Regions from separate parts of the Homo sapiens genome. Here all the other regions are linked to region 1. A link is a loop called in an ENCODE intact Hi-C map of the cell type or tissue named here. Cell type or tissue: Caco-2. All regions are shown on one strand. Each heading gives the region's core, and the rest is flanking DNA. Links, peaks and the distances in the headings are about the cores only.

Region 1 (8,027 bases), core at 1,754-6,753:
CGTGAGATTTTTTTTTTCACTTGGTGTTTGCACTGACATCATTCAAGGCTTAAGAAGGATTAGGAAAGGTGGAAAGTGTCTCAAGCCATTTCCTTTCCTACTAGGCCATCAAGAACAGCAGCAGGCCCAGCAAGCTGTGTACAGGGCAAGAAACTAGTTTACAACAGTGTAAGGAGTTTCACATGGAAACTAAATAAATGTTGAAAAAGAGACAGTCTCACAGAAAGACACAGAATTCTGCCCCTTCTTGATCTTTATCTTCCTGGAGCAAAAATAATGCATGTGAGTAATATATCATAACTTTTCTTATCAATAACTTTCAGGGGGCCTTCCCCCAGCCCAAGGCTACTAATTAGAGATTTAGAATATTAAAGTCATGTTGCAGATTAAGTTTAAGAAACATAGTTCTCAGCCGGGCGTGGTGGCTCACACCTGTAATCCCAGCACTTTGGGAGGCCGAGGTGGGCAGATCACAAGGTCAGTAGTTCAAGACCAGCCTGGCCAATATGGTGAAACCCCGCCTCTACTAAAAATACAAAAATTATCCGGGAGTGGTGGTGAGTGCCTGTAGTCCCTGCTACTTGGGAGGCTGAGGCAGGAGAATTGCTTCAACCTGAGAGGCAGAGGTTTCAGTGAGTCGAGATCGCGCCATTGCACTCCAGCCTGGGCGGCAGAGCGAGACTCCATCTCAAAAAAAAAAAAAAAAGAAAAAGAAAAAAAAAAAGGAAACAGAGCTCTCAGTTCTCTTGGTCCTTGGAAGAAACAAGGGCCTTATGTGGGGTTATTTAAGCAAAGACCTCAGGTCCTGGTGGAGTTGAGCCCCTGTCTTCAGAGATATCTCAACATAGCAGGCTAGCAAATCTGCAACTTCCAAAATAACTACCCTGGGCTTCTTAACTCACTCAAATTGTGTTCCACCTTTTGCAGCATTATTCAAGTCACATCCTTCCAAAGGCAACATTTTTTATCTATTGTGTATCTCCCGATATTAAATATGAGGCTGATCACATTTCCAAAACCCATTCGTTGACATAGGGGTTTTGGAAATGTGAACAGCTGGCTCCTCTCTGGGGCTCAGAATTGGTGACCTCAAGTGAAATGCCAGGCCAGCTGATGTATTCAGTGAAATGACCAGTGTAACTGCCTACCCCATTTAAGCTGCCGGCTACTTGTAAAAACTGACCCATCCTCAGGACCATTTTAGAGCTATGTAACCACAGCTCATCAAGATCCCCAGAGAAACCACAGCTCATGAAGATCCCCAGAGACAAATAATTCCTTTTAAAATTGACATAGGAATAATACAGGGTGATTGTAGGAACATAGAAAATTCCAGGCAGCAGTTTCACATGACTAGCAAAAAGAAACGGTTGAAATAGCTGCAGAAGCTAGGGGTAGATAAGATCCTGAAAAAATCTGGGTGTGGACCAAGCTATGACCGACCTAAAACGGACCGGACCCAACATAGCACTGGATTTGACCTAGATTTCACCTAGGACCTTATTATATGCTCATTAACATCTTAAATTACACACCCACCAGCGCTATGACAGTTCTAGAAACATCCATATTTAGTGCAAAAATGGGTGGTACCAGAGTTCCAAGAAATCTCCACCTTGTTCCAGGAATCTTCATGAATCTTCTACCCCTTGGTTACAGAATCCCATAAAGGTAGCAGTCCCAACCCCCTTGCACCTGACTCTCTCTTGAGTCTGCCTCCACTCCCTTTTCTTGAATCTGCCTGCACTGCCCTTTCTTGAATGCGTACTTTTTGCTTTGTAATAAATCTGTGTACTTCCACTATTTTCCAACTCATCCTTGAATTCATTCTCAGGACGGTGTCAAGAGCCTGGACAGCAGCTGAGGCCAAGGTTTCACTGGCATTTGGGGATCTTCCCTAGCCCACTGGTATCAAAATCATTAATCAGATCCAAATCAACACCAAAGGAAGTTTTCTTCACCCAGGATATTTCTCTATTTTTAAAACATTATCAGGAATATCCACTGATTATTCCATTATTCCATACCATCCCTTCATCCAGAAAAGTAATATATGAAATAATTGGGATTGTTTCCAAAAAAGCTAAAATTCTATATGTCGCTATATGGTAACATACTTTTTAAAAAAAACCATATAATTCAAACACACACATCTTGATACTGCTTTGTATTCACAGAATACTTTTTAATTAATTACTTACATAAACATTGTTTTTATTTTTATAAACATAATCTTACCTGTGTTTCTTCTTTTAATCTAAGTCTTTATTATTTATATACCCCATGTGAAAGTATATTTTTAGAATAAATAATTTAAATATTAAACAATAATTTTAAATGTCTGCAGAAATTCCGGACATTGATGTTACAAATAAATTTTTAAAAATAAAACTCATATGTAAATCCTTCTGTTTCATCAGCATCCCACCGTAGTAAATTATGCTTGAGAAGGAGCTTTATTAGATAGTTTTCAATCTAGTGTAGATATCAGATTTATGGCCTTTAAAACCAAGCTCTTGTACAAAGAATGGTCAGTGCGAATGCCAGATGTGGGTACTGATGAGTAACCTCTCAGATATAGCAAATAGGTAGTTTCAGTCTCCAATAAAACAAGTTATATCTTCAGAGGCAAACATATGAAGCATCAATGTCACTTAAAAACATAGATTCCTCCAGGAGTTTCTGAAGAAACCCTTCCTTCCTGTTTCTTGAAGACAATCTGTAAGAGAGTCAAATGCCTCTGCAAAATTTAAACCTCGCCTTGGGCAAGACTTTGGCCATGTTGCTACTGTTCCCCATAAACACAGGGCAAGGAGGGATGGACTTGATATTGATATTTATAAAGCCTTTTTTTTTTTTTTTTTTTGACAGAGTCTCATTCTCTGGCTGGAGTACAGTGGCACAATCTCTACTCACTGTAGCCTCTGCCTCCCAGGTAAAAGCAATTCTTCTGCCTCAACCTCCCGAGTAGTTGAAATTATAGGTGTACGCCACCTCGCCCTGCTAGTTTTTGTATTTTTTGTAGAGACGGGATTTCGCCATGTTGCCCAGGCTCATCTCGAACTCCTGACCTCAGGTGATCTGCCCGCCTCGACCTCCCAAAGTGCTGGGATTACAGGCATGAGCCACCGTGCCTGACCTGTATATAGCCTTACTCTTAGAAAGTATTCATTAAGATCTTCCACATTAACCAAAATCGTCCAATTTCCAAGCACAGAGGACACAGAAGCCACTTCCTGAAAACAGGCTGAGGAGAAAATTCTCTCCTAGATCCAGAGCTTCACTCTGAAGACTTCTTTCTCCTTGAATTCAGGCAAGCAATGAACTGATTTCTGAAACTTCTGTTCATGAGATTTCTTATATATATATATATCTTAAGTCCTGACATATGAATGAATCTTAATGAAAGCGTTCTGAAGACCTCTATAACATGGCATCCCAAGGAGAATCTAGCACATATCATTCATAGAATATATATTCAATACATATTGGACAAGCTGTTGAAACTAGAAAATTGCACAAAAACTATGAAATGTGTCTACAGAGTAAAGTAATTTTTTGTTCCTTTATAACATATTCCACAGCATCATCTCCTTTAGAAATAGTCATTTTAGAGCCTGGAATATATTCAACAGGATCTACTCCGCTCAGTGTACTTTCAAAAATCACTTCAGACCTTGTAACTTATTCTTAAAAGCCTCTGGATTTGTGACTTTAAAATACTGTACATTAAACACACACTTGATTTTTCTGAACAGTCTGGTAGAATTCTGAGCCAAGTCGAGTGAAAAAAGGTATGTGAACAAGTTGTTTAATAACAACGGCGGCAACAATCCCAGTAATAATAGTAACACATTTTGAATGCTTACTAGTTGCCTGGAATTGTGTTAACCGCTTTATCCATAATCCTCAGAGAGGCCCCATAAGGTAGATTTTACTATCATACCATTCCAGAAATAAGTAAGCTGTGGCTCTAGGAGGTTAAACAAATTGCCACAAATCAATTGTTAGATTTGTGACTCAAAAATACTTACTTTTAACAGCTAGAAATACTGCTACTACTAGGGGTTAAAAATGACATGGGACCATAAAAAGAAATGAAATTAACTTTTTTCCTATGGCATTTAAATAGGCCCTAAGACAATTCCAAAGCTCTTTGGAAAATGGTAGTTTCAGGGGAATGGAACATTTAACTGCCTGAGGTTAAGGATGCCACTCCTCATTTGTATGCAGGAGTTCTGGGCAAGTGTGTCAAACACTCAGTCCATTGCAATATATAGCTGTACCGCCTAGAGGACTTAGGGTCCCAAAATGAACTCCGTGCCAAATCGTACTTCACATATTTGCAGTCATACTTTTTTTGCCTTTGCCTTTGAACAAGGATTGATCCTATGTGGTCTCCTAAGATTCTGAGGAGGTGACGGGGAGAGAAGGCGAACCTGAAACATCCGGCAGAGACAATTTTGCCAGGGTGAGCCCTGATCACTCTCCTCCCCCATCGCCCACTACCTATTAAGGCAAATTATCTTTTAGCTGATTTATGTTTATGTTTTCAGGCTCACAGTAAGATTTTTTAACGTCTTTTTCTGCTTTCAAAAGTTTATCAGAGCTTTTTCATAAATACCTAAGGTGAGGAATCATTTGTGGAACAGATCTGCTTATTTACCTAAACTTTAGCCTTTTCTGCTAACAAGACTTAAAGAGTTCCAGCACTTAGGACGGTATCTAAGTGATTTGGCTAATATGTGATTTGAATGTTTTGGGAAGATAAAGTCTATAACTAAGAGATTGCCTAATAATGGATCTGCAGGAACTGAAGGTCATTTCCCACAAAAATGTGCAGCCACCGGGAACCTTAGGTGAGGCATATTACGCTCAACTGTGTCAGACACTTGGTTATTCATTAACTTTAATGGGGGTCATAAAGAAATGCCTGAGGAAACAGGAAATGCTCATTTTCAGATAACATTGCAGTCACTCCCTTATTTCTTCCTGAAATCAAAACCAAAAAAGAATTTTTGCTTAACCTTTATTTAAACAAGCAACCAGGAGAGAACAACCATTCAGACTGGGCCAGGTGCCATGTCTTCAATGGCCCAGGAATAACCCAACAGCTGTTTCTATGCCAACTATGATGTCTGTGTCCACTGAGGAACAACTTCCTTGTCAAGGTAAAATCCAAAGGTTATTTTCAATCTTCAGACTAAAATCAAAGGCCATGGGGTGTGACCACTCCCAAATATGTTGCACTACAACCTCTGAGTTTTTAATAATTGGTATTTCTGCAGGGCAAGGTGGCTCACACCTGTAATCCCAGCACTTTGGAAGGACCAGGTGAAAAGATTGTTTGAGGCCAGGAGTTTGAGACCATTCTGGCCAACCTAGTGAGACTTCCCTTCCTTCCCTGCCCCCGACCCTGGCCCCATATCTCTAAAAAATAAAAAATAAAAATAAGAATAATAAAAATAAATCATTGGCATTTCTTAGCTAAGAAAGAACTAAACTCATTTATCATCCTCAAAAAAAAAAAAAAAAAGAATAAGAGAATACAGCTAAGATTTCAAACTACCCTCATTAAGTCACCAATGTCTACTCCATTAGCTGGAAGCACTTGTTAATCCATCTTGCCAACAGCTGAGCCCTGACAAGTTTCCTTTGGAAGGTTAGCCTTTTATGAGTAGCCCTGATAAGGAGTCCACTGCTGTTGGGACCTAAAAGGCTTGTCAAGTGGATGCAGAGCTTCCTCTACACACCCCACTGCTTGAATCAAAGGGAGGCCAATGGACAGAAGAGACAAATGATCACTCCACTAGAAATAACAGAGTTGGTTATTAGTCAAAGTGAACTTCCTTCCTGTACACACCAGTAGTGAAAACATCTATAGGGAATTTGGAAGGGCATCATGGTGAAGAATGTAGTTCAAGAGGCAAAGTTCAGGACCAGTGTTTGCTTTGGCATCCTGGGGCAAAAACGTTACTGAATGAACTAAGTCAGGAGCTCAAAATGCAATTGAGTGAAGTGTCATAGGTTAGCTAATGCCAGACAAGTGGTGGCTGTCTTGGGAGTTTTGAAATTACATCAGTGTGAATTCCTAAGAAATCCCTCCTAGGTCTGGAATATGCTTGATTCCTTCCACCCCTTAGAAGAGTGCAGTGATGCATGACACTTCTCCAACTTTGTCTCAGAATGGCCGTGTGAAGTACGTAAGGTCACACTGTTTTCTCATTTAAAGGTGACTTGCTAACTCCCAGAGACAAGGGAAGGACAGCAGAACCTTGAACTGCACTTCTTTGTCACTTTTATCTGGCTTTGTTATAGACACAATCTGATAAAACCAAAAGCCTGAGAGGTGGAGTGGAGCAGGGTGAGCAGAGTACAAACCCAGCATGAGATGTTCCTCTACTCTATTTGTTCCTCAGACGAGATGCCCCCAACCCTCTCCCCAACACAGTCCCCACAGATCTCTGACTTCAGTGCTTCATTCTTATTTTCTTGATGTGTTATTCTCAAATTACAGCTATGTTTCCCCAATCCACAATTCCTCTTCCCTAGTTTTTTACTTTCCTTCAAATCCATCAGACCTGTGCTAATTACTTACTACTATTTATTAGATGCCATTGACAACTTGCCCACCCCTGTTCGTCTAGCAGTTTCTTTAATCTAGATGTAATGTAAACTGTTATTTTTCTCATTAAACTAAAGTAGCAGCTGATTACAAGTTACCAATAAAAGGAAAGGAAAAAAGAGCAAGGGGAGCATCCGCCCACAGAGGTAACTGACTAAGCACATCCTGACTATTCCGGATATTCTTGCTTTGGTGAAATCTGCATTTTAGTAAACAAACAGAAAAAAAATTAACCAACCAACAAACAAACAAAAACCTATTGCCTTTTGTCACTAATCCTGCTACTACTAGTTCTCCGCCCAAGAACATCCCAGGGGCCATCTTAAAAACCTCATTGTACTCTCCTACCTACAAACTCCAGAATTATAACCAATATGAAATTAGATTAAATTAATCTTTAAGGCAGCTCTAAAGCTGAAAGGAGTAAAATCAAAATCATGTGCTGGAGGGAGAAAAAAGCAAACCAATCACAGCTTATCAGAGGAGTGGGCTATTGTACTTAAGTAGGTATTCAGAGTTTCCAGCCCTTTGAAGCAGCAGCCAACTTCTACCCTGGTTCTAACCTTAATAGCAGGAGGGAGTCCCCCTGAACCAAGTCTAGGCTATGAGCTTCACCTTAGCAATCAGATTGGCTTCTGCACGTCAAAGGTACTAGTCTATTCCAATGACTGACATGAATTCTACATTTCAAAAGTCATATTTCCCGAACAAAGGCTTCATTACTACTGACAGACTACCATTCATATTACCAGTATCATTACTACTTACCATTATTGGAGGACCTTTATTTATTTAAAACACACAAGTGTAGGCATGCACACACACACATATTAGCATGCTGTATTAGTCCACTTTAACACTTGATAAAGACATACCCGAGACTGGGCAATTTACAAAAGAAAGGGGTTTATTGAACTTACAGTTCCATGTTGGTGGGGAGGCCTCACAATCATGGTGGAAGGTGAAAGGCACATCTCACACGGTGACAGACAAGAGAAGAGAGCTTGTGCAGGGAAACTCCCATTTTTAAAGCCATCAGATCTCCTAAGACTTATTCCCTATCACGAGAACAGCATAGGAAAGACCCGCCCCCATGATTCAATTACCTCCCACCAGGTCCCTCCCACAACATATGGAAATTTAAGATGAGATTTGGGTGGGGACACAGAGACAAACCATATCACTCTGCCCCTGGCCCTTCCCAATTCTCATGTCCTCACATTTCAAAACCAATCATGCCTTCCCTACACTCCCCCAAAGTCTTAACTCATTTCCGCATTAACCCAAAAGTCCACAGTCCAAAGTCTCAACTGAGACAAGGCAAGTCCCTTCTGCCTATGAGCCTGTAAAATCAAAAGCAAGTTAGTTATTTCCTAGATACAATGGGGGTACAGGCATTAGG
Region 2 (8,027 bases), core at 1,666-6,665, 640 kb after region 1:
AACTTGGGAATCCCATGGATTCTCCTGTAAACTTAAAAGTGGCAGCTTTTGGAAAGCCTCATCTCTCTTCCCTGGAAGAGCAAAAGATGGAAATCAGCAGGATTAGGTCACATTCCAGACTAGTAACACATCTCCATATTTGTGTACCCTTACCATCCTGTACAATCAGATTTTACTATATTTTCGTCTATATTTAGCTGTCCACTACTCTTTTCATGCTATTATCATTATTAGAATACTAGTCTCATTACATCGATATTATTATTTAGCCCAAATCTACGTACTTTCTTTTTCATAATTGGCCTCTATAATTCAGCAAATTCCTCTATCCATCCCCAAAACGCACTACAAGGATGGGTGACCTCTCATATGTGCATTATGAATGTTCCTAGAGAATTTCCTCTGTCTTCCTTGCTTGCACTTACCACCATAGTAACTGATAAAGAGTCCAAAATCTACCTACTAATTAGGACACTTTTCACCTCAAATTAACATGCTGTTGCTATCTTAGCACCTCTGATTCTCTCCTTACTATCTCTTCAAAAACTTTTCCTCTAGCTGCTTTCAGTCTCATTTCAAATACGTTTTGTGATCTAGAGCACATTGGTTAAATTGTTGCTGACCTTCTCACCCACAGACCACGAAAAAGTTTCTTTGTCATTTCTTTGAGATTGCTCAAGAACCTATATATCTATGTCATGAGATGGTTTTGTCCAACCTATAATCTATGTATAAGTGGACAGACCAACTTGGGAAAGTTAGTTATAAAGTCTTTGAAAAACAGAGAATATAGTAAAAGAGATCAGACTTATGAGGCACACCTTGCTATTCAATAAGCATTTGTTGAAAAACTGACCAAGGGAAGACACGTGGCAAACAAGGCATTAAACTAGGGGTCCTCTTAGAGTACCTGTTCTACCTTCTCCTTCTTACTCCTTTTGTTCCGTCTGAGTTTCTACTAAACACTCTCAAAGCAACAGATTACTTAGACATCACCACCCATTCCTCCTAATTAGCAAATTCTGAGACTTAGATGATAGTAAAATCAATCTAAACAAAACAAAGAGAATGCTAGTAAGTTGGATAAAGTGTTTTAAAAAACTGTAACCTCTCTGAGCCTGAATACCATGTTTTTGTTAGAATACACATAAATAGGTGCTTGAACGAGCATCTGCTATACAATTACTAGAAATCAGCTATATTAGAATGGAGATGGTAATATCTGTTCTTTGTTCAGGGGCTCTTCCTTAAGCAGAATCAGATAATGTAGGAGCAAAGAAGCCAAGGGAAAAGAAAGTTTAAAAAAACAATTGATAGAATGTGAGCCACACAGGAAGTCTACAGAACATACAGCAAACAAAATAGAAACACTACATTCATACGTCTTGTAGTGTTTATGTTTTTGCTATTCATATGGATTAAAAATTTATCTTTCTTCCCAAATATATTTGGGATCATTATTGTTTTTGTGATAAAGTTAGGTTACTTTAAACTTCAAACTTCAAGAAAATGCAAGCCTGATTTTCACAAGGGAATTGCTCTCTTACTTTTTTTTTTTTTTTTTTTTTTTTTTTTTTTGAGGCAGAATCTCACTCTGTCACCCAGGCTGGAGTGCAGTGGTGCAATCTCGGCTCACTGCAAGCTCTGCCTCCCAGGTTCACGCCATTCTCCTGCCTCAGCCTCCCAAGTAGCTGGGACTACAGGTGCCCACCACCACGCCCAGCTAACTTTTTTGTATTTTTAGTAGTATTTTTTATATTTTTATTTTCACCATATTAGCCAGGATGGTCTCGATCTCTTGACCTCGTGATCAAAGTGCTGGGATAACAGGTGTGAGCCACCTTGCCCAGCCTGCTGTCTTCCTTTCTAAAGTTATTTCCTTCCTACTATCACAACTCTAAATAATGAACAACTTGTTGTCCTTATAGAAAAATCATCTTCAGGCCAAGTGTGGTGACTCTCACCTATAATCCCAGCACTTTGGGAGGCCAACGCTGGCAGATCACCTGACGTCAGGAGTTCGAGACCAGCCTGGCCAATATGGCAAAACCCATCTCTACTAAAAATACAAAAATTAGCCAGGCATGGTGGTGCGTTCCTGTAGTCCCAGCTACTCCAGCCTAGGCGATAGAGTAAGACTCCATCTAAGAAAAAAAAAAACCTTCAAATAAAAATAACCAAGAAAACAAGACACAAATATGATTTAAAAGTTCCTTATAATTACCTAAATAATGTATTGTACTTTCTATCAGAAAAACACTTCTCCCTTTATTAGAAGGCTATTTATACTTTCTGTTAAAACACTTTATACTGAAAACACATAGGATATAATATAATTGTCTCTAACTTCTCTCAGATATAAGCTAGAAAGATTTGCTTGTAAGGAACAAATAATAATAACAATGACAATAATAATGAGTGACAATTGTACTTAATTCATATATAAAATATAGGTAAAGCCATTAACTAATGCACTTAAAATCCTAGACAAAGTATAATTCAGGCAAATGTTTTAAAAATATGTAAATCCTACTTTCAAAAAAAGTTTAGTTACCTAAAACCACTGTCAAACTAGGATTTTTGGCAGCAAACATTTAACATTTATATTTTGCTAGTCCTTTCCTACTCTTTGGTCAGTCAAAATCCTTTGTTCTTTGTTAATAAGATATGATCTGATAAGCTTATTTCTGATTTGCCTTGGGGAAGAAAGGGAGGACAGGATTACACGTGAGCACTTAAGAGTGACAAGTCTGTTCCCTGGGCTACTGAAGAAAACAAAGAGGGGTTACATCCAAAGCTGCTCAAACAGTTGTGTGTTGCTTCTATGTACACATGAGAATTAAACAACCAAAAAGCTCCTTGAATTTCTCCAAACAAAAATTAATAACTTTAAAAAGTGACACACTTTTTTATTCTTTTTCAAGTCTACCTTCAATTTTTAAAACAACTTTGAACATAAGAATGAAAGCTCATTAAACTATAAATACATTTTGGCAATATTTGTGTACTTTAAATAAACTTGTTCAGTCTAGATCTTAATTTTTAAATCCACATAGGAAACCTAGCAAAGTATTTGTGAATTTCCAGCATGAATACACTTCAAATGTCAAACAAAACAAAAAACAAACAAAACTAGTGAAAAAATTATAAAATGTTTTCAAATTCCTCAAATTTGAGGTTAATCATTTACAGAATGAACTAAGTGAGTCTAGTTAATATATAACATATTTATCATAAATCATGCTTAGAAAATTTAAGTACCTTTATATTTTACAGAAAATTTCCCAATGGTAAATGTGACTTAATTTTTAACTTATTTTATTTGGAATAGATTGTAAAACATTTACATAATCCAAATCTAATCAACTGATACTTGATCCCCGAAAATCTGGCAAATAATCAGTTCATATCAGTTCCCAAGGGGCAATAAATGCTAATTGTAGTAAATCTGCTTCCTGCAGACAGTGCCAATGAAGGGCAATTTCCATAGTCATTAATAAACTGATAAAATAGAAAACAGTCTTTGACTCTACCTTAAACATGTTTCTTTCAACATTAAGCATGTTAATGTACCCAAGTAGTCTAGACTGCAGAGAAATAGCAAAGAGATAATCTCCAATACAAGGAGAACTACAGAGCCAGTTTCCAGAAAAAAAAATCTGACAATTTCAGAAAATCTTCCTTTCAGAAAGTCTATTTGTGTGTCTAAAATTAGCACCAATACTCCAGAAATAGTGAAACAATAAGATGGTTTCAAAATGACGACCACTTTGGTCCAAACTGACAGCAGTAGCTGGCTACACAGAGAAAATCACGTGCTTCAGGGCAATCCACTTGTATAATATCTTGTTGATCCACATGTCAATAATCAGACACATATTGATCTGCTCCTATTAACTGTTAGTCATTCCTCCAAAGCTGTATTTTATACTAATCATTGCCAAAGATAAGGAATTTGTCCTTTGATTTGTAATTAAGTCTCAGAACCAGGGTTAGATACTGTTATCTCAAAGTCTAGCATCCAGGAGAGAAGGCAGAAGCATTTCTCAAATTGTTTCATTCCCAAAGATAAATTGTTAAAGCACACAGTTCAATTTGACATTAGTGAATTGTTTCTTTTGAACTGATCCTGGCCCCACTCATCACTATGAAGATTAAAAGCAACTATCCCCAGGTTTCAACTCAGTCTTGGTATGTGCTTTCTCGGATTTAGTAGTGAACTATTACATCCACCACTTTATTTGAAGTCCATAATAGGAAATTAGGTGGGTGCCACATACCTGTCTTCATAAATAAAGGAACTAAGGCTCAAAGAGCTCCAGTTATTTTCTCAGGGCCACATAGAAAGTATCATATAGAAATGATTGACTCAATCTGCTTCCTCCAAGTCTCTCATTTTTTTCAAGGATCATTTTAAGTCTTTTTTTTTTTTAACATTTTAAAACAAGTGAAGGGGACAGGGCACTGGGGAGTGGCAAGGGGTCAAGGACACAGCTTTGACCTATATCAGCTGGAGTTCTATATGCTGTATCTGCATGGCCATATATGGAGGTGCTGAAGAGGGAAGAAAGTAGGGATCAGCAGGCTTCTAGTTTTGCACCAGCTACTGCCACACCCCGTGACTTTTACTAGCTTATTCTGAACCACAATTCCTCCTTTCTTTCCTGGGAGGCCAAGGAGGTGCTTTTTCTCAGTTGTGATTTTTAATTGCATTTCTCCCAGTCCCCAAAGTGTAACAGTCCAACATGAGTGTTGGGGAAAAGAAGGGTGTACCAGAGGGTGGGCAAGCAGGCAGGCAGGCAGGGAAATAACCACTCTGATTTTGCTTTGATATCTGTTTCAAGTCCTGTAATGACAGATCTCATTCCAGTGCAGAATGTTTTGGGAATATAGTTAAAAGGGTTATGTGATTGTTTTTAGGTACATTTTAAGTGTTGACTAATAAAAGGCAAATATCAGAACAAAAGAACAGTTTAACGTAGCATTTTCAAAACCTTTCGGCATTCTAAGGCATCCGTGACCTGCTAAAATCTAATTATTTCTCCAATACCCTTTGGAATTGTTGAGAAAGATGTGGTATAGTTTCTAACTACTACATTAAGCATCTGGCCTGACTTCACAGAATTACAGATAGTGCACTCTCTATATATTTTATTAACATCCTATAGGCTTATGCTAAGATGTAATACTGATGTGCCCTGACATGCATCACTACCTGTTGACAGAAAAATCTGGGCTAGACTTGAGAGCGTCTACAAATAAGAGTATCTTTTAAAGATGTTTTGGCAATTTTAACAGAAACTCTGGCTTAAGAAAAAAAAGACAAAGAGAAAAAGAGCAGTTTCAAGTTTATACATGTATAAAATATGCCCAAGTTTCAGCATGGTAAAACCTCTGAAAATGAGCTGATCCTTAGCATCCACTCCTTCCTTCTCAACCTAAGAGTACCCCATTTTCCTTTGGATCATGCCCTGTCCTCCATTCTCAGTTCTGTGTCTGAGTAAGGCTGGGCTTATCTGCAGCTCCTGCATTGGGCTTAAGCTCACCAGCGTTATCTCCCCACCCATGTAATAGGTTCGGGAATGAACCTGTGATCAAGTTTAAGCAAATGAGAAACAGTGACCCCCCCAGGGCTCCGTGCAGGGGCTTTTGGAGGACGCTTCTCTCCCTTGAACATTGTGTTATGGGAATGTGATATGTGGAACTGTTATTGCCTAAGAGGAAATCCCAGAGCTGCCAAAGGTCCACTGTATATAGCCTGAGGAGGCTGCCAACAATGAGAAAGGCAGGACAGAGAGCCAGAGAGAAACTGTATTCTTATTGACATATTTTAAGCCATGTATCAAGCTTTACCTGAAGTTGTACTATACATTTTAACTTCTCAGTTACATGAACCAATGGATTCCCATTGTTGATTTTGCAGGTAAGGCTTAGATCTTCAATGACTTGCAACCAAAAGTATCTTAACTAATAACAGTCCAAGACATTTAATCTATCAAAAGTATGAACTATTTTTTCTTTTCTTTTCTTTTTGAGATGGAGTTTCGCTTGTACTGCCCAAGCTGGAGTGCATGGTACAATCTCAGCTCACTGCAACCTCCACCTCCTGGGTTCAAGTGGTTCTCTTGCCTCAGCCTCCCAAGTAGCTGGGATTACAGGCACGTGCCACCACGCCCGGCTAACTTTTTGTATTTTTACTAGAAACGGGGTTTCACCACGTTAACCAGGCTGGTCTCAAACTCCTGACTTCAGGTGATCCTCCCGCCTCGGCCTCCCAAAGTGCTGGGATTACAGGCATGAGCCACTGCGCCCATCCAAACTGTTTTCTTTACACAATTTTGAAGATTTTATTCTCATGAAGAATGCTGAGGGAAAGGAAAATCATGAAGAATGTTTCTTAGGCTTAAAAGAACCTTAATGTCTTCTAAGATTAAATCTCAGAACTTCATAGTTGGAGATAGTTTGGGGATCATCTAGTCCTACTAGTTTCTTTTACACAGGGAGTCAATAAATATGTATATGATGAATGAATAAATGAATGTGAAGACTGAATGAATGAATGTGTGAATGAGGTAGCTTAACTCTAGACAGACCTGAATTGTATTGTTCCATGAAATGACTGTGTGTTTTAGTCAGTTTCAGCTGGTAGTTGGTAACTAAAAGACAGATTTGAGGCTTCTGTGTGTATGTTGTTTTTCATTTTTTTGTCTGGATATACAAGTAAATGGCAGAACCTGGGAAACCCAATTCCAAATCCAATCTACTTTCATGTCCACTAGTGAACATCTCACATTTTCTCATAAAAACAAACAAAGAACACCACAAAGTCCTTTGAGATGACAAGTTTAGATAGTCCTAGAGTTTTAAAACTGGGATATGTTATTGAAGTTCATTTCCAAACCAGTTGCTTTCAATCTGAAATGCACTTTCTCACGTACAATGCTAGATTCACAGGCTAGCCAACAAAACAGAACAAAATGCAAAACAGCAAACATCTTTTCAACCCAAAATATCTACTAGAACCCAACTAAGTGTTAAGTTCTGGGAACATGAGGTCATGAGATGTGTAAGTACAAGAGAAAAAAAAAATCAATGAAATGCTCTTCTATTCCTCTTTTCCACTTCCATTTACTGACTGTAAAATTACTTCAAAGAGAAATTTGAAAAATTCCAAAAATCTGTTATTGGCCCTGTACTACCTCCCTTTGTGTATTCTTCTCCCATTCTTAGTGTCCTTTTTGTTCCAGGTGCTTGGATGTCCCCCATCTTAAATAATGACAGCTATCGTCTTATTGAGCACTTACTATGAGTCAGGCACTGAGCTAACAAACTCAAAGAGATTAAGTAATTTGTCTACAGTCATGTGGCAAAGCCAACATGGAGCCCAGCTGTGCTAATCTCTGAAGCCCATGTTCTTAAACTACCCAGGTCTACTACACTGGTTGTCCTCTACCCTGAGCCAAGTCCTTCCTGATATGAGAATCCACCTCCTCCCTTCCTATTACAGCCAAAAGGGTTTCATGCTAAAGATTGCCAGCATTCCATCCCCTTCAATCAAAACAGTCATCCCCTTATTGTAGCCAAAGTGCCTTAGAAAACAAAAGAGGAGGGCAATCTGAAGTAACTCATGATAACCTCATGTTTCCAGAGATTGTACATACTATTTCAAAGGGGGCACACATTATTATAAATTCACCTTCAACTAGTAGCATTTCAGGTAGCTGATAAGAGCGGGAAGTGAAAAACTATGTATGCAGCAAAAGAGTATATATTTTTGGACAGAATAGGAGGCCACAGATTCTACTAAGAGTTTGCCCCCAAAGTCAGTACCCCAGTATAGAATATATTTTCACAATTTCTTTTCTTTTCCCATATTTTAATCCATAGCTTAAAAGGGGAAAAAAAGCAACAAAAAATAATTGGCATTTAATAAATCCTTGCTGCCTTTATTTGTCAAGTGATGAAACCAAAGCCTAGGGCAACAAATATGAAGTCATATAACAATGGCAGCCCAGAGAAGGGAAACC
Region 3 (8,027 bases), core at 1,666-6,665, 75 kb before region 1:
TCGAGACCAGCCTGGCCAACATGGTGAAACCGTGTCTCTACTAAAAATACAAAAAAATTAGCCAGGCGTTGTGGTGGGCGCCTGTAATCCCAGCTACTCCAGAGGCTGAGGCAGGAGAATCACTTGAACCCAGGAGGCGGAAGTTGCAGTGAGCTGAGATCGTACCATTGTACTCCAGCCTGGGTGACAGAGCGAGACTCCATCTCAAAAAATAAAAATAAAAATTAAAAATAAAAAAAAAAAAGAAAGCAGCTCTTGTTTTCACTTTCCCCTCTGGGAGCTTCCGACCTCTAACATGAGAACACTGCCCTAGGTAGCCACCGGATAGAATACTCCCAAGCTGGGCCCCAGAATGTGGAGCAAACCTAAACTCAACCCCCAAGCCTGGAGCAGAGCCACATCAGCTGGATGACAGATGTGTGGATGAAAAATAATGTTTACTGATTTATGCCAATAAACTTTTTGTGGTTGTTTCTTATGCAACAACAGTTGATTAATATAAAAGTATTACTTAAAACTTTCTTCCCTGGAATACATCTCTTATTTTATAATATAATGCAACTACGGAGTAAATTTAATTTAAAAGAATTCTCAGCAACTTTTATGAGATAAATATACTCTGTTAGGCATATAATAATGTTAGATGCTTAAATGAGAGAAAATAAAACTGTAAATTACTTTCTCTTTTTTTTTTTTTTTTTGGAGACGGAGTCTCGCTCTGTCGCCCAGGCTAGAGTGCAGTGGCGCGATCTTGGCTCACTGCAAGCTCCGCCTCCCAGGTTCACGCCATTCTCCTGCCTCAGCCTCCGGAGTAGCTGGGACTACAGCCGCTGCCACCGAGCCTGGCTAATTTTTTGTATTTTTAGTAGAGATGGGGTTTCACTGTGTTAGTCAGGATGGTCTCGATCTCCTGACCTTGTGATCCGCCCGCCTCGGCCTCCCAAAGTGCTGGGATTACAGGCGTGAGCCACCGCGCCCTGCCTACTTTCTCTAATATAACACTACCAAAGAAAATCATCCTGATGTAACTCAATGAAGACAAAAGCAATGGTACTTTTTTTCTTCTTCCATGTACCAGTCTATCTGAAATAATGGTACTTCTTGATTGAGAAAACAATGCAATCACACCACTAGCTGGCTGCCAGAAGAACAAATGCAGATATTGTGTTATTTTCCCATTATGAAATCTGAAGAGGTGGTCTAGTCATGCTGAGACAATAGGAATTGCATGGTTCTGCCTGAAACTAAATTAGCAACCCTCCAAGATACTGTCAAGATCTGTCATCATGCATAGAAATGAGGAAAACAGAGAATCTTTTTTTTTCCGTTTACCAACTACTCTGAACTGCAGTATAAGATAATGTACGTGGCTATTCATATGGTGTGCACACTTAACTTTATGTGATATGGAACAGGATGTGCTATTTGGCTGTCAAGATCTGTGCTCACACTTGCCTCTGGCATGCCAGCATCACTCAGGCTTAATTCAGAGTTCTTATGCCACGACCACTCTCTTGAATAATCATAAAACTTGGACATAAGTGCATACAACACAAAGACCAAGTGTGCCGTTTTGCGGAGTGTAATGGAATCTATAAGGCTTGGGATCTTGTGAAAACGGCAGCCCTGATAAGCAAAGAGCTCCTATGCACATCTGTAAATGGATGGCTGCATTTGCCTGAGTGGAGCGGGAGGTTGAGATTGCTATGCGTGGAGTGGCTATTATTCAAAACCAGCAACATTAAAATGTTTAGGAAATGGCTGATACCAGTACAAATGAAAAATGCGAAGTTACTTACCTGAATGAATGAAGAGTCAACAAAAGAATGAAACCCATTAGAAGTTTCAGGGAGATTCTGCATTATAAGAACTTCAATGTGAAATATTAGAAAGGCAAAGACAGCAGAGTTAAAACATACCTTGGTGGGCTTATGTAGCCCATCAGAAGTCCGAGTCAACAGGCTCAGTGATTTATGAATTACACAAGATCAGCATCTGAGCAGATGCCGTCTGACGTTCCACTGGGCTTGGTGGTTCTGGGGTGGCCTTGCAGCTTCTAGCTTTGCCTCTAAAATCATCTCCAAAGATCATCAGTGCCCCTCCTTCTAGAGAGGTGAGCTGGAGAAGGTCATTTTCTCAGTTCCTACTTTGGTGAAGGGGTCACGTACCAACTCAGATTGGTCCCCTCCTATGTATTTAACACATGCAGGCTTTGATGTATACACCCACCCTCTAAAAAAAGGGGGCAGCAGGCTGTAGTCACTCAATCACTGGTGCGAGAGACTGTGACTAACCAGCCCTTCAAACTTAAACTGGGGGCTTTAGCTTCTCTGAGTCTCAGTTTCCTCACCTATAATTGAGGTGAAATTTAGACTTAACGAAAACATGTGGGGACTATTAACCTTATTTCCAGCAGTAAATTTTGGAAATCAAATCATGGCTACAGATTATGGATTATGGAGCAGCTCCAACTTGTTGCAGCTAGATTTAATTTCCCCTACTCTGCACACAGAATAGCACTTAATTTTCACCCCTTAGGGAATAACTGAATAATATTACTGATGTTGGGGAAAAAACTGGCCAAAGGGGAATAGTTAGCATAAGGTAGGAAACATCAAATTGTCAACCCATGCAGGTAGCATTTTCTATACACACATGGTGAGTATACACACAATATGTGTGGCTGGCTAAACACTCACACACTCATACATTCCCTAGGTTAATGCAGACACCTACCTGGTAAAGTATATTTATTTGAATGTGTATACAAACTGGCCTGATACTTTTCTTTTAGACTAAAACATGATGTACCCAGAGGAACGTCATTTAAAATATGAGCCAAGTTTAAAAGGACAAAGAGCCTGATTCCCCCCAGCCAGTCATGTTAAATTCCATGATAGGCAGGCTTCTTTTATTACATGTGCTATCTGCATGTGGTTGCAATTCAGTATTTATATTTGTTTTCATTCTATGACCCTCACAGAGTGTGGTAGAAAGGGTTAGGAAAAGAAGCAGGAAGCAAAATTGTAATTGAATTATAGGAGAGGGAGTTGAAGCATTTCCTGTTTCTCCTTAATTTGTTTTTTCTTGACAGCATCATATATGATGACATTGCAATTTGCAGTTCCCAGAGTCGGTAGCTTCTTGCTTTGAGGGCCTTGTCCTTCCTTTACTCCAGCGTATCATGGTTCATGGCCCTGTGAGCTGGGAGCCATGCCTTACTCATCTCTTTTTTGACTGAATGAAGCGAATGAATGAGTGAGTGAAGCAGATAAAGCTGCATGAGTTTGCTGCTTCGAATCCCTTTGGAAATGAAGTATGGTATGAAGGAAATATATAGCACCAGGTCTAGCTGAGCAGTCTGCAGTCATATTGTCCCCAAATCCCATCTGCAGACAGATCTTAGCAAGGCCGAGCAGTGCTGGCAATAATGGAGGTTTTCCTCTTGATGGTGTCCCTGGGGAGTTTTGGACACCAGTGCAGGAGGCAAGAATTGCAAGAGCTAAGGCAGGAACCATCACCTGCTTCAAAACTCTGCAGGCCTCCTTGGTCCCAAGTTCTATTCGGATTGCCACGTACAGACATCACTAGAATCAAAGCTCTGTGAGGTCAAGAACTTGATCTGCTTTGTTCACTGTTGTGTGCCTAGTGCTTGGAACTATGTCTGACCTATAGTATTCACTCAGTAAATATGTGATCAATAGATTAATTAGTTAAAAGAAAAAACAATTAATTAAGTTGAGCATTAAGTTTTTATTAACACTTTAGCTCAGTTCGGGAGCACAGCAAAACCTTCACTTTCTACTCCAAGGATTTTTTTTTTTTACAGGTATCATGATAAGTACTTCATTTTCACAATTACAGAACCTTCCTTCTAGTCCTGCTGGGAAATGGAGGCGGTTTGGAAGCAGAGTTGCCAGATAAAATACAGGATGTCTAGGTAAATTTGAATTTCACCTGAACAACAAATAATAATTTTTACGTAAGTACATCCCAGTCAGTGCATGGGATCTACTTATACTTTCAAAACAAATCATTGCTCAACTAAAATTTAAATTTAACTGGGCATATTGTATTTTTGTTAAATTCAGCCATCCTATTTCTCAACACCTGGAAATGCAGCTATTTGCTCCAGCCTCTTTCTCCTGAGGCTGTTTACCTATTTTCAGGATCTAAGAGAACATGCACACTCCCTCTCTCTCTCACGCACAAGGCCAAATTCCTTTCCACTAGAAGCACTCCCCCATTCTTCATCAGCAAATATAAGGTATGTTAGCAAGTGACCACTAGGACCCAGGGCAAGCCCAAGGCTGCAGTATCTGCCCTTGCTCTGCCTTCAGAGCAACAAGCTGCCTGCTCTCCTCTAACTCTCAGCTTCTCTAGAGAGGTGGCAGGCACCAGAACATCGTGTCTCCCCACCTGTAGAGGTGCATATCAAGCTCCCCAAAGAGTCTTGTTGAAGTCCCTCTCACTGGGCTTAGAAAGAGAGAGACAGGCCCCTTCCTACCATCCTCCGGGTCTCATAACTCTCTCTGAGACCCAAAATTCATTTGGAGGCTTCCAGGGAAATCTATAATTTAGTATCATAGTACACTTTATCATCAGACATCTTTGCTTTACCTGCAAAGCCCCTTCCCCTTCTCTTTTTACCCAATACAAATTTTAACCTAAACGAATCCTTAATGAGAACAAATAGCCAGGAAGAAGCATCCCTGGCTAAGAGCCATGGAGAAGGCATTAGTTTTAATCCCTCAGAAGCAGGCTTGGAGACACAGACTCACATGCAAGTGGTTTATTAGGAGGCAGATCCCAGGAAATATCAGCACGGGAGTGGGAAAGTGAGACAGGGAAGGGAGAGCAGCTAAAACAGGGTGCATTATCACGTGCATTACCACTGCAGGCTACTAGAGCTCAAACCCACTGAAGAGCTTGGGGAGACAGACTAGGGCACACACTCGGGTAGGTATCCACTGATTCCTTATTGTTATTGAGTGATGCCACCAAGGGCATGAACACTCCAGCATTTCTGTTTTGCTCATGTGGGTGAAAGGTTCCTGCTGCCTGACAAAAGCCCTTAGGCAGGATCACAGCTATTCTAGGAGGCAGCATTTACAGGTGAGTACGGAGGGAGTGGGCAGGGCAAGACAGCTCCTGCACATTGAGAAATGAGGGTTGTCTTCAAAGTTGATGGTAGTGGTCCAAAGAAGGAAATAATCCAGATATCTGAGCATACACTATCACAAGCATTAGGGCCTTTTAAAATACATGCTGTAAAATCATTCTGTCCCCCCTCATCAGCAATTTCATACCATCTTGACTTTTATTGAATTAACTTCTCTGAGCTTTCACCCATACAGGGTGCCTGCTACTCAATTTTACCAGCAACACCCCCACACAAGTTAAAAATCACGGCATTGTAATGAGGCTAAGCTTCCTGAGCCGGCTTCATTGTGTATGAGCTTTTCTCTCAGATGGGATTGTTATTCTCAAGAAGTTCCTATTACTCATGGGTATACTGCTAGTGTATATTTGGCTGTTACATCCAAATGCAGTCACATCAAGTTTACCTTTAGCAAGGGCACAGTCTATTGCATAATGCAGAGCTAGACACTTTGATGGCAGCTTTGTTCTAAATGAGAACTTTGATGTCCAGAGAAACTGGGCTTCAGTAATCCTCAGTGACCTTTGGCACATGAAGCCATGGGAGAAGGGATTTGTTACAGCTAGCAGACTTTATACAGTTGTGGGAAAGGCTGGGGAAATGAAGGCGCTGGGGGAAAGTTGGAAGATGGGGGAAGTCACCATCCAGTCAATCTGAGAAGCCAAGGGTGCCCAGCCATGCAAGAGAAGCATGAAGGGAAGGTTCATAGAGAGGGAAATGCCCCGAGGCTGTTGCCTCTGTGGGTCTGCAGTCAAGCCTGTGGTGCTGGGTCTTGGGCCGTGCTTGGTAAACGGGGAAAGCAGGTAGAAAGAAGAGCAAGACGCAGGGTGGAGGAGAGTAAGATCAAGCCAGAACTTGCCAGCATCTCTGCGACTGTCACCACATTGAACTGTGACAACCTTCAGAGAGGAATGGTTGCTGCTTCACTTCAACCTTCAAAACTCTTCTTTTAGCCAACGCAACCAGAATCACACAGGGCAGGGGATTCTTGGAAATGGAATTCCAGCTTAACCAACTTGAAACGTTATATACAATTTCTTTACAACTGAATTAGGGACAGCAAGGCTAGCAATCTCCTTCCCAAGGGTGTAACACGAATGCTATCAAATGGCATTTTGTATATGCATGTGTTAGCCTTTTCCTTCACATATTTGTACCAGAATATTTTGCACTGTTGTTGGGGGGAGATGGCAGCGGTCATATTTATATTTGCCTCTAATCTGTAGCAGATAGGAAGATACTTTACTATTTCTAGTGTCATCTTCTTTTTCTGACTTCTAGTAGTATACAGCAAGCTTTAGGGAATCTTTATTTCAATTTATTGAAAGGAAATTACTTAGCTACATCCATTTACCTCCTTGGCTACATGAAATTGGCTAGCTAAGAAAGTGATGTTAGAGGCAAGGAGCTTTAAAAGTTTCTCTTAAAAAATTCTGTTCTCTTTTGCAAGTGTTTTGTATGAATTTGAGAAGTCACATGAAATTCCTATATGTTGGGTAAAAATATCCAGCTTTCCATCTTGAAGAATAATGAGTCAAACTGATTGGAATGGATTTGGCTCAGAACAGGCCTGATGGAATTGAAAAGAAGGGATAAACTAGTCCTTTCTCTGGCACAGCTGTCTCTTTAATGGTCCTGAAAGAAACAAAATTCTACTGCCCCCATAAGGAAAGCAATAGTTTGTTCTAATAATCCCTGTTATTAAATATTCACAACCCATCTCAGAAGACATCAGTTGCTGAGATCCACTTAATCATAATGTGCATCCAGAATTCTTTTCTTTTTTTTTCTTTTTCTATTCTTTTTTTTTGAGACAAAGTCTTGCTCTGTCTCCCAGGCTGGAGTGCAGTGGTGTGATCTCGGTTCACTGCAGCCTCCACCTCCTGGGCTCAAGCTATTCTCATGCCTCAGCCTCCTGAGTAGCTGTGATTACAGGCATGCGCCACCACACCCAGCTAATTTGTGTATTTTTAGTAGAGACATGGTTTTCACCATGTTGGCCAGACTGACCTCAGGTGATCCGCCTGCCTCAGCCTCCCAAAGTGCTGGGATCACAAGTGTGAGCCACTGCGTCTGGCCCAGGATTCTTTTCATTGTGTGTGTAATTCTAGTACTGTACAGATATAGCAGTGATGAATTAGCAACATTGGAATTTAAATTTGGGGAAATTCTTGAAATAATTTTACATAATAAAACCATAGATAACACTATGAGTCAGTCATCAAATGTTCATTAAGCACCTACTGTCTGCCAGTTGTTTCAGAAGATACTGACTGACATGTAGAAAGGGTCACTTCCTTCCAACCATAGCTTCTTATAAGTTGACGCTCTAGTTGACTTAAAACACTCTCTCACATGTAGGTACTGATATAATTTTTTTAATGTACTAAATGTTTAACATTTGAGTTACAGTTTTGGACAGATGGTTACATTTTTAAAAAGAAGGAAAAGTTTATAACATATTCAGTTGCTCTACGAAGCTCTTTTAAGATGTTATATTTGTGAAAAGGTGCTTGACATGGAAAAATAATGTTGTAGTAGTAGAGCATAGCATAATTAAATATCCAGATTTGGTTGGCCCAAAAAAGCAGACATCCCTGAAAAACATCTTCTACCTACAGTTGCCAGATTTAGCAAATAGAAATACAGTATGCCTAGTTAAATTTGAATTTCAGTTAAACAACAAATAATTTTTTAGGATAAGTATATTCCATACATTATTTGGGATGTACTTATGCTAAGACAATATTATTTATCTCATATTGAAGTTTGATTGAGAGTCCTGTATTGTATCTGGCAACCCTATTGAGAAGAAAATGAGTGACAAGATAGAACACAACCCCCCAGGTCAAAAGAATTGCAAGGG

The links. A loop is a pair of places that touch in the nucleus more often than their neighbours do. Peaks named below come from ENCODE experiments on the same cell type or tissue, not always from the same donor. Only the 100,000 strongest peaks of a DNase experiment are listed, where the experiment ranks them.
Region 2: it touches region 1 in a loop (8-fold over the local background); 7 of 110 quality-filtered maps call a loop at or near these places.
Region 3: a loop joins it to region 1, with 4 times the contacts of the local background. A loop is called at or near these places in 2 of 110 quality-filtered maps.

Annotation. Positions count from the first base shown.
Region 1 is chr20:14,983,195-14,991,221 of GRCh38, reverse strand. All of the region lies in intron 5 of MACROD2 (mono-ADP ribosylhydrolase 2), which reads right to left. Among named protein-coding and RNA genes, the nearest start is that of MACROD2-AS1, 58 kb to the right of the region's middle. In Caco-2, for the core only: no CTCF peak of the experiment used is centred there; DNase peaks (open chromatin) are centred at 4,851, 5,701 and 5,951.
Region 2 is chr20:14,339,645-14,347,671 of GRCh38, reverse strand. The region is part of intron 3 of MACROD2 (mono-ADP ribosylhydrolase 2); the gene reads right to left. Among named protein-coding and RNA genes, the nearest start is that of FLRT3, 6.0 kb to the right of the region's middle. In Caco-2, for the core only: no CTCF peak of the experiment used is centred there; DNase peaks (open chromatin) are centred at 2,759, 4,517 and 5,621.
Region 3 is chr20:15,058,329-15,066,355 of GRCh38, reverse strand. All of the region lies in intron 5 of MACROD2 (mono-ADP ribosylhydrolase 2), which reads right to left. Among named protein-coding and RNA genes, the nearest start is that of MACROD2-AS1, 130 kb to the right of the region's middle. In Caco-2, for the core only: a CTCF peak has its summit at 4,299; a DNase peak (open chromatin) is centred at 4,215.